2 separate regions of the Mus musculus genome follow, and region 2 is linked to region 1. The links are chromatin loops, found by intact Hi-C in ENCODE. Cell type or tissue: left cerebral cortex. All regions are shown on one strand.

The links. Hi-C counts contacts between places; a loop is a spot of excess contacts. Peaks named below come from ENCODE experiments on the same cell type or tissue, not always from the same donor. Only the 100,000 strongest peaks of a DNase experiment are listed, where the experiment ranks them.
Region 2: a loop joins it to region 1, with 4 times the contacts of the local background. A loop is called at or near these places in 5 of 42 quality-filtered maps.

The regions. Positions count from the first base shown.
Region 1 is chr10:74,845,759-74,850,758 of GRCm38, reverse strand. No RefSeq gene overlaps it. Among named protein-coding and RNA genes, the nearest start is that of Gnaz, 120 kb to the left of the region's middle. In left cerebral cortex, a CTCF peak has its summit at 2,215 (motif pointing right); a DNase peak (open chromatin) is centred at 2,210; H3K4me3 peaks cover 315 bases.
Region 2 is chr10:73,100,932-73,105,931 of GRCm38, reverse strand. It overlaps a transcript of Pcdh15 not described here. Among named protein-coding and RNA genes, the nearest start is that of A330049N07Rik, 17 kb to the right of the region's middle. In left cerebral cortex, a CTCF peak has its summit at 2,059 (motif pointing left); DNase peaks (open chromatin) are centred at 2,086, 2,309, 2,771, 4,046 and 1 more place; H3K4me3 peaks cover 1,367 bases; H3K27ac peaks cover 545 bases.

The DNA.
Region 1 (5,000 bases):
GAGTCAGCCGGAAGCGGGATGTCTCCATCAAATCTCTCCTCTCGGGGCTCAGGGAACCCTGTGGAAGAGGAGACAGAAGAGTGTAAGAGCCAGAGGGAATGGAGGACATCAAGGAAACAAGGCCTTCGGTATACAAAAGGACCCACAATGACTGTGGTAGCATGCAAAGGTATTTCTCAGGTTTTTGATGGATCACAGATGGTGGGCGTCCTAGAACTGAAAGGAGAAGAGGACACATGCCCCATCTCTAACCCAGAAGCTACCTCCAATGGAGAACTATCTGCAAATGAAGCTTTACTTTTTCTCCAAGGGAGTCTCACTGGGGAAACAAGCTACTCTTGAAGGGTAGGTGCCATGTGCAACCGCAGATGGCTGAGGCAAAACAAACTCAGCATCTTTGGAAGTTTTTTGTCTCATAATGATGTCAGGGCATTTTTTCTTCAATTTTATCTTATTTTAATTTTTATTATGTATGTATTGTCTCTCTTTTTACCTCACAAGTCCTTTATATATCCCTATATATAGATATTCATATTAATTTCTCTATCTATCTATCTATCTATCTATCTATCTATCTATCTATCTATCTATCTATCTATCTATCTATCTATCTTTCTATCTCTATGATGCTATGATCCATCCATCCGTCTGTCTGTCTGTCTGTCTGTCTGTCTGTCTGTCTATGTATCTCTCTATTATGGTTTAGTGTTTTTATCAGATTCCTTACTATGTGAACAAGTTGGTTTCTGTGTCTCTGTATAATTCTTGTGCCTTTTCTTGGGCTCTTTTTCGTCTGTTTGTTTGTTTGTTTTGTTCTATTCTGATGTGTTAGTTTTTGTTTTGTATTATTATATTTTATTATTATCCCTTAAAAGGCTGCTTGCTTTTGAGTGAGAGACAGAAAGAGATTGATCTAGAAGGAACTAGGAGGAGTAGAGAGGGAGGGGAAACCAATGTCAGGATTTGCTATATGAGAAAAAAAACCCCTATTTTCAATAAAAGGAAGAACAAAAAAGGAAAGCTTTTTATGACCCAGATGTCATAATGTCCCTACTTAGGGATATTTATCTGTCTACTTCCTGTTGTCTAAGAAACTGAAATAAGAAAAAGATACTTTAATGTGCACAGAAACAAGCATATTTATGGCTTCCATCCTACCACGGGCCTCCTTAATGAAACTAAAATAACTATGTCACTAAAAGAAAGAATTGGAAGGTCTTGTGAATGGTACCCTGACTCTCTTCCTTGGCTAAACTTTGCTAGCCTGTCAATAGACTGTGGCAGGAAAGGGTTATGTAGGCCTTCATGCTACATGGAAGATTAACTTCCTCCGTTATACAAAGATATATTCCAGAAGCCAAGAATTCATATGGATTCCCACCTGAAGCCGGCTTATATGTCGACAGAATGAAAACGTGAGTAGAATGCCATGATAGTCCCATTTTTTTTTTGGGTTTGTATTTTTGTTTTGTTTTTGTACTTAGTTGAACTCTCTTTTATGGTGTAGCAAGTGGCATACATTTAAAAAGAAATATTCATGCAGCTGATTAAAAAAATATTTAGTCTTGAAATTTAATCTGGTAGCTTGCATTTGGTGAACAAATGTGTACAGCATCTTTTTTTTCAATCAGGAACTCTCCCTTCGTCTAAATGAATGTATTTAAAATGCACGAAATTAATAAGCATTTGTTTCACACATTTCAACGTAGGTTTCTTCCTACATTTCTTTCATTGTCTCATTTTCTCAGAAAGGAAACTAGCAAAGTTTAGCCTCCTGTACTCAGCTAAGACCCTGGCTACACGGAATTTACCAAATGTTTCACAGGAGGAAGGATGCTCTGAAAGAATTGAATTCTCTTTCTCTTCTCAAGATCTAAAATCCTCTTGGTGTTAAAGAATCAGTGGCCGATATTCACAGAGACATTTTCTTCTGGGCAACATCACTTAGCTAGGAACTTTTAAAACATTAGGAGCTAGAGAAAACAAGCATAGATTTCTATTCTTTTGGTAAAGAGCTTCGGGAAAACCAGCCTCCCTATATAAAACCAAGCAATCGTATGATGCACTCTCAATGGGAATGTGTAAGATACAGAAGTTTCTGGCAACCCACCACGACCTGGTGTTAGTGTTTTTTTGTGCTTCGGTACTGCCTATTGTGTGGGATCTGCATTTGAATAGTAGCTCAACTTCCATCAAACAGCAGAGGGCGCTCCAACATCAGTCTGCTTTCTGTTCTACTCGGTTCAGTTTAGTCATAAAAATTAACCCTTAAATGTGAAAAAATTCCCAAGTAACATAGCACACACCCAAATGGGTACAATTGATCAAAGTTTCAAGGAAGTGTAGCGCTGAGTCTGAAACTTGTCTTTGGGGGAAATTGTTAAAAGTCTCTGTGACACAGAAGAACGGACGTCACTTGAATACAGAGCTGGTGTACTGTTCTAGCTTAGAGCAATGGAATCAAATAGAATCATCGGCACAGTTTGCAATCTTGCAGGGTGGCCACAGGAAGGTCACTCCTTGGTTTGTTTTTGCCGAACTTATTTTCAAAGTTGCTTAGCCTAATTTGATACAAGATGTATACAACCATTACTTCAATAGTGATATCAATGTTCCGGAATATTAGCGTGTGATTGTAACGACGGAAATATTGAATGGAATTATTTTTAAGAGCTGAAAACTTAAAAATCTCAGTATGTGACAGATGAATCCATCCTCATGGATCGTGATAAACACCAAGAGACTAAGACATCACTTTTCATGTCTTAAGGATGTCTTAAGGATGAAAACGGGACTGGAGAGGTGGCTCAGCACTTGAGAGCACTTGTTCCTCTTGCAGAGGATCTGTGTTCAGTTCTCAGCATCCACACGGCAGCTCACAACCACCTGTAACTCCAATTCCATGGGGTAAGATACCCCTGTCTTCTGCAGGTGTAATATACTCATACACTTCGGGCAAAACTCTCATACCCATAATGTAAATACAATTTAAAAAATGTAAAAATCCAGAGTGAAAATGTAGAAAAAACAGGCACACTCATGAAGCAAAATCATAAAATTAATTTCCAGAATTCTTCATAATCATTCATTATGATGATCTGTCTCCTGTCAGGGGTCCTTATTTGATATGTATCTTATTTCATACTTATTTTTATCCTGCTTTGTGTATTTAATTTTTATAGCAATATTTTTCATTCTTTCCTTTTTCTTTTTGTATGGTTTTTATTACATTTACATATATCATGACAGTATATTTAAAAAGAATACCAAATTAATGTATATAGCATGAATATAAAATTTCTACATTTTATTCCTCCCACAAATTTTGCAATGGATATCACAATTTTCACCATTTCTGTTCTAAATTTTATTTGTTATTTATAATTTGTTTATTATTTCCTGTTATGTGGTCTATGATAAGCTGAAACTCATAATCTTTCACTGTTTAAGTTTTTCTGCATTTAGAACTTTAAAGTTCTGAAAATTTGTTTCCTATTCTAGCATAAAATAAAATAGTAGTTCAACAAATTCTTAACAAAGCTCTTCAAAACAATGAGTAATTGTGTTTGGAAATGCCAGAAATGCCCTTTCTCAATAATGAACACTCGTTCTTCACAAACATCAACACTTACTTTCAGTTTTGAAACTCAAGAAGAAATGGTTCGTTTCAGACTCTCCTCTGCAAGAGCATCGACGTCTATGGTGTAAGTGCAGTCATCTTTGTCCTTGATGTCTTCCTGACTGTAATTTCTGAATCTCCCACATACTGCTTTGATCTTCTTCTGTGCCCAAGGAGAGAAGAGAACATCTGACCACCAGCCTTCACACAGTGAGTTGTTCATATCAGACATGTATGTGTGCCATATGTCACAGATGGTGTCTTTGCTTTCTCCATGTTGTACCATTAAAATCCAACCTGATACCCTCTTACAATAAATTCTTGCCATGTGGCTGACAAAAAACAGGTTATGAAATAAGCAAGATTTAGCTATGGCAACTCTTGTGACTAAATAGTGAGTCCAAACCCCAGGCATATGCTATGCATTCATAAAAGACTCACATTTAAATACAACAAAACATCTAAAAAGAAAGATAATCATTATAAGTTCCAGGCATTTCTGTTGCATATTCACAGGATGGTTTATTTCAAAAGCATCCATAAATTGCCAATAAAGTAACATCTGAGGAATGTCAGGTCATGTGACATTTGCAGTCTTTGTATGGAGAAACAGACTTCAGAGTCCCAGATATCTTAAAAGGAGCATCAAACAGATGAAGCCAGCTTGATACATAAGGAAGTACTGGAAGCTGAACGAAGATGAGACTTCATTGCCCTTAATGTGCACTCCAGGGACTTGGTCCCTTAGTGAACCCCACGGGGAGCCTAGTACATACCCAAGATAAAGGCTGACTGGCAGAAGGTTGGCTTAGAGAGGGGAGCTAGTTCATCAAGCATTTCTAGATAAGAGGAGTCCCTGGGAATTTGACTGTGAGCTGGCGGTGGGCATGTTGAGGGTCCAGTAACAGTTGTCTTTAGATCAACGTCTGTCTGGAGGAAATGAAGGGAGGACTGTGCAAGGGAGGAAGTGAGGTGGAGATGGAGGCTCAGTGGGACCTCAGCCAACTTTGGTAATAGTCACATTGGGGTGGTCCTTCACAGTCATCCTATATGGTGAGATTGACAAGTATATCACACTCCTTAGGGATTATTTATTGGATGCAGGATAATCCTGAAGGAGCAGATAATGTAGGCAAACATGGGGAAGGTGTCATTCAGGACCACTGGCAGACTGGCACACATGCAAATATATATGTTATATATATAATACACACACATATACATTATATATGTATACACATACACATACAATACACATCATACATCATATATGTATACATATATGTAAACATATTCACACATACACATATACATCATGTATGTATACACATATAATACAATACACACATACATATATACATCATATATGTATATACATACA
Region 2 (5,000 bases), 1.7 Mb after region 1:
TGAAGAATGGTATTAAACCCAGTGGCCACATTTAATATTTGCTCTAGCTACAAAACTGCTACAATTTAAATATAAAGATCATCACGGTTGTTTTCAGTGAAAAATGTGCACATATCCTCGAGGGTAACACAGATCCCTCATTTTCGTTTTTTAAAATCAATTATAACCTGAATTTTTGGAAGTGTGATGTTAGTGATGGACTTGTGATCCCCAGATGTTACCGCTATGCCACGCCTAACTCGTGGAGTTTAGCACACACCACATTTAATACAGTATAAAACTCCATGCCTGACAGAGTTGCGCACCTTCTTCCAAACATTACTATTTGGATTTTTAGCAAGTTTGTTCATAGAAGAAGAAAATATGATATGTTTGATTGTAAAAATATAGCCTCAGATTAGATGGCTTCACAATATAAGAAAAAAAATCTATGGAATCTTGAACAAAAGCCTCTTACTTTGTAGCAGTGAGGAGAAATAAAGAGGTTATCAATCTGGGAGCAGTGGGGGCCTGGGAGGGTTCTGCGGAGAGTGTAGCTGGGAGGATCCGGACAGGAAAGGGAGAGGGAATTGTGTAATTCTATTTACATAAAAAACATTTTAAAAGAGAAAACACACACACACACACACACACACACACACACAACCCACAAGCCATCATTTTATTTATACAATTGACCAATTCCAGGCATTTTGCTAAGGTGGTCAGGGAGAAGTACCTCTTAGAAGAAAAATATATTTTAGTTCTAAGTTTTATAGCTACTGGTTGTAATGGGGAAAGTTGCTTTTCACCTACAATCAGGTTTCCAGTTAGCAATACATAAAGCACCCCCCCAACAGGCAAATGAAGTTCAAGAAAATACAAGGCAAATGCCCTTCGCTTCTCTCAAAGAAAATAGAGTCAACCCTGACACCCTGTCTCCTGATGCACGGTGGTCTCAAGCCTTGCTACAGTGATTTCTTCTAGTCTGACCCCTCTAGACCCAAGCAGTCTGTAGGAAAATAAAGAGAGATTGAAAGGCAACCCACCACCATGGTCTTCAGTTCTCTGAATATAACCATTGGCAATATTCTACTCCTCTTGCTCAAATCTGGGTTTTCACGAGTGTTCTCATTTCCTATTTTAGCCCAAAGGCTTCAGATGAGCTCAAGCCTTCTAGGGATGGGCTGTGAAATCCACAAACATCCAACAGTCTCAACAGCTGCTGGAATGTGCAAGTGACTCGCTGGTGGTGATAAACTGCTCATTGTTCTTACTGAGCAACTGAACACCTCAAAACAGACGCATGCTAAGATTTATCCTTTTTTTTTTCTAGTTGATATCTTTAAAAGTGCAAAGCAATCCTGTTCATGGATGTGCTATCGTATTATTTTAAGTGGATACATACAGTTTTGAGGTAGCATGTATGAGCCCAATGTAAACACGGAGGGGCATGTTTGAGGGGTCGTTTTAGTTGTAAGAACCTAAAAGAGAAAGGACAGCACATACGACATTATAATCGATTGAGAACTGGAACGGGCATTCCTTATAGATTCAAAGTCGTGTTAAGAAATCCCCTGAGGCTAGAAAGACCGTTCAGTGGTTGGAAACCCTTGCTGCTCTTGCAGAGGACCTGAGTTCAGTTCCCAGCACCCACTTTGGGTATCTCATAGCCATCTGTTACTACAGCTTCAAAGTAGCTGTAGCTTTAACTACTATTTTTAACCTCAGGCAAGTGATATTCACTCTCTATCACACACATCACACACATACACACATAAATATGATAATTCGTATCAAAAGAAAAATTCCATCTGCTAACGAGACTGAACTGATTTAAAAAAAATCCAGATTTCATCTTCTCACAGATGAAGTTTAAGAAAAAGAAAAGCATTGTCAACAGGAGACAATGAGATGCCCTACCCAATATCTATTAGTTGGAAGTTATATATAACAATAATCTTTCATTCTTAGAGAAAACTCCCATGTCACCATTGCCATAAATTCAGTTTAAGATGTTTCAGAACGGATATTTTCAGAAGCGTAGGCATCACAATAGCGCCACCATGTGGCAGTTCTCTCTCACCCCATGGGTGGAGGTGGAAGGAGCTTCTGGATACCCCAAACACAAGCTCTTTCATATTATATACATGGAAGGGGACCCACTTGGTCATCAGAGCTGCCTCTCTACTTAAGCCACTTTACTAAGGCAGGAGTGCTGGCGGCTGGGCACTAGGATCCAATCGTCTTATCACTTCTCACACCAGCGATGCGGTTCAGAGGAAGAAAAGGCAGTTCTTTCTTTCTGCCTTGCTAGGATGATGTTAATTCCCTCCGTAATTTCCTTGACAGACTTCCAGCTTCCTAGAGTTTCTTCGAGCACCACCTACACACATATCTAAAGCGGTCTCTGGAGGTTCAACAGAACAGAAACACAAAGCTCAAAAGTAAGCTTACAATCCGAGTGACTCTGAAAAGATACCGTTTCATGAGAGCGCAACAGCTACTTCCAAAAAGTAAAATCAAGATGCACATAGATTCAAGAGCAGGCAACCAAGCCTCAGGTAGAGCATATGACACTCTGGGAAAAGCCATTTGAGCAAAGGGGCATACGTACATGCATGCATACATACATACATGGACGTGTGCATGCTCACATGCAAGTGCACACACATGCCCAAGTACTATTCTTGTTTTCACATGTTCTGCTGTCTTGTTGCTCTTGTATAACATCTTCAGTGGTAGAACTCTACAAATGCCTGTAGTTGACAAAATATGTATTCCACAAAAGGAGTGTTCCTTAAGAAGGCAGCCCGTGATGACTAGCTTTGACATCACTCAGCCAATGCACAGCACACAGATAGAACACCAGGGCACACAGTGGCAGTCTCCTTTGGGAGGAGAGGGGAAGGTCTGAGGAGTTTCATGAAAATGTCAAACAGACCACAGAAACACCAGCATGTCCAGTTATCTTTAAAGCATTCTCCTTACTTCGGCCGTGCCCTCCTAAAGCTTTATTATAAATGGAAGCAACATTCCTAGAAAAAAAAAACCTGTTTTCTGGGATTTTAAATATATACTTTGTTTGGATATGGCCATGAAACTATTTTTCACTATTAAGAAAATATAAAAATAATCAATGTTAAAGGAATTTTAAAAGATGTTCTTACTCAATAAAAAGTAATTCACAATCCTTGCTTCCAGTTATTACATAATCATTTTCATCAATACATTGATCAAATTATCATCTCATCGGACTTCTCAATACATTGGTAGCGTTATCATCATCCATATGTAGCTTAAGTTACCATCTACCCAGACTCATCCATACACTGATGTTGTAAAAAATAAAAATAAAGGCATAAACTGAAAGTTGTTAAACATGATGATAAATTAGCACCGGAGGATAATCATCCCCCACAGAAGACTCCATGGCATGGGGTGAGAGAAGGCAAGGTAGACTCGGGAAGGTAAGAGTGTGCTAGGAACACACCAGCCGACCTTCCCTCATGGAAAACACATCCAGAGACACTAAGCCTGCAGTGATCACAGGCCGTTTCTTGAGTTAGGACACTGGTGTCACCCAAGATGCTAAACCAAAGCCAGTGAAACAGAAAGTCCTGAACCTCCATGTTAGTGTCCAGTTCTCAGTCAACCTCAGGAATAAACATTTAAGGAAATAAGCACTCCACTTGAGGAATTGATTCCTGAGGACAAACCATTGATTTGGAAAGGGATTACTGCAAAGGAGAAGTTGTTTTCTTGGGAGGCTCAACTCGCTTCTGAAGTGAAGATCTGCCCTCGGAGATAGAGATGTCTCTCCAAGAGATCTCACATAAAGCTGACTCCTGATGAAGATAACTCATGCTATGCAGTGCTTGTGTGTGCTTGCACATAGGTAGGAACACGGGTGCGTATGTGCACGTGCACACACAGAAACACACACACACACACAATGCTCACACATCCACCGTTTCAAATCGTGCTTCAATTTCCTTCTCTTTACGGCAGCCCAACTCACCCTTAGTATACAGTTCATGTTTCTAACTTAGCATGACTTCCTGACTTCCGCTAAATTCTACTCTTCCTACCTCTGTGGAATCCCGCCTGCCCCTTCCGTAGGACGCAGCTGACTCCTTTACTCCTTATTCACAGGGGACTCCACTATTGCAGTCTCCGTAACTTCCTTAGGGAACCCCCTAACTCTGAATTGCCCTGTGAGGAAGAGCCCAGGAGCAGAAGGCCAGGGGTTTGGAAACTGACTGCGGTTTGTGAGTCATGGGAGAAAAGCAAAAGGAATGGGTGTTGTGTTGAGAGAAGAGAGAGAGAGAGAGAGAGAGAGAGAGAGAGAGAGAGAGAGAGAGAGAGAGAGAACGCACAGGAGTGGGGTCGGTCGGGGGGGAGCAGGAGAAAGAGAGAGAGAGAGAGAGAGAGAGAGAGAGAGAGAGAGAGAGAGAGAGAGAACGAACAGACCAGGGAAGGATACTTAGAGGGAGGAGGGGGGCCGAAAGGTTGAAAAGCCAGATCTTGGACTTCCTGCCTCTGCCTTACAGGACATCTTGGAATTGACAACACATACATGAGGAAGTTGGATAAACTCGTGCAACATTATTCTATTACCACAAATGACATTGGAAATGAATTGTAACAGCCGTCTCTCCGTGGAGCCAACCACGGCAAGCCTGGAATACTAACCGGTTCATTTATTTCAGTGATTACCATCTGTAGTTTCAAAAGCACCAAACCCTGGTTTTCCAAAAGCCATCCTCTTCAAGTTAACTCTATCATTCCATCCGGTCTCTCCACCTGGGTAATTTTTTTTTAAACAAAGACTTTATATTTGCTCCCCCCCCCACACACACACACTGTAAAGAATGTCATTTGTTAAAGTATAGCAGTCCTTTGGATCATTTGGGGGCCACTCATATTTTTAGCTGCTATTCCAAGAGTCCAACTGGCTTATGCACTCTGCAGGAACTTCTACCATGTCTAAACTGCAGTCAGAGATATGTAGTCTGATT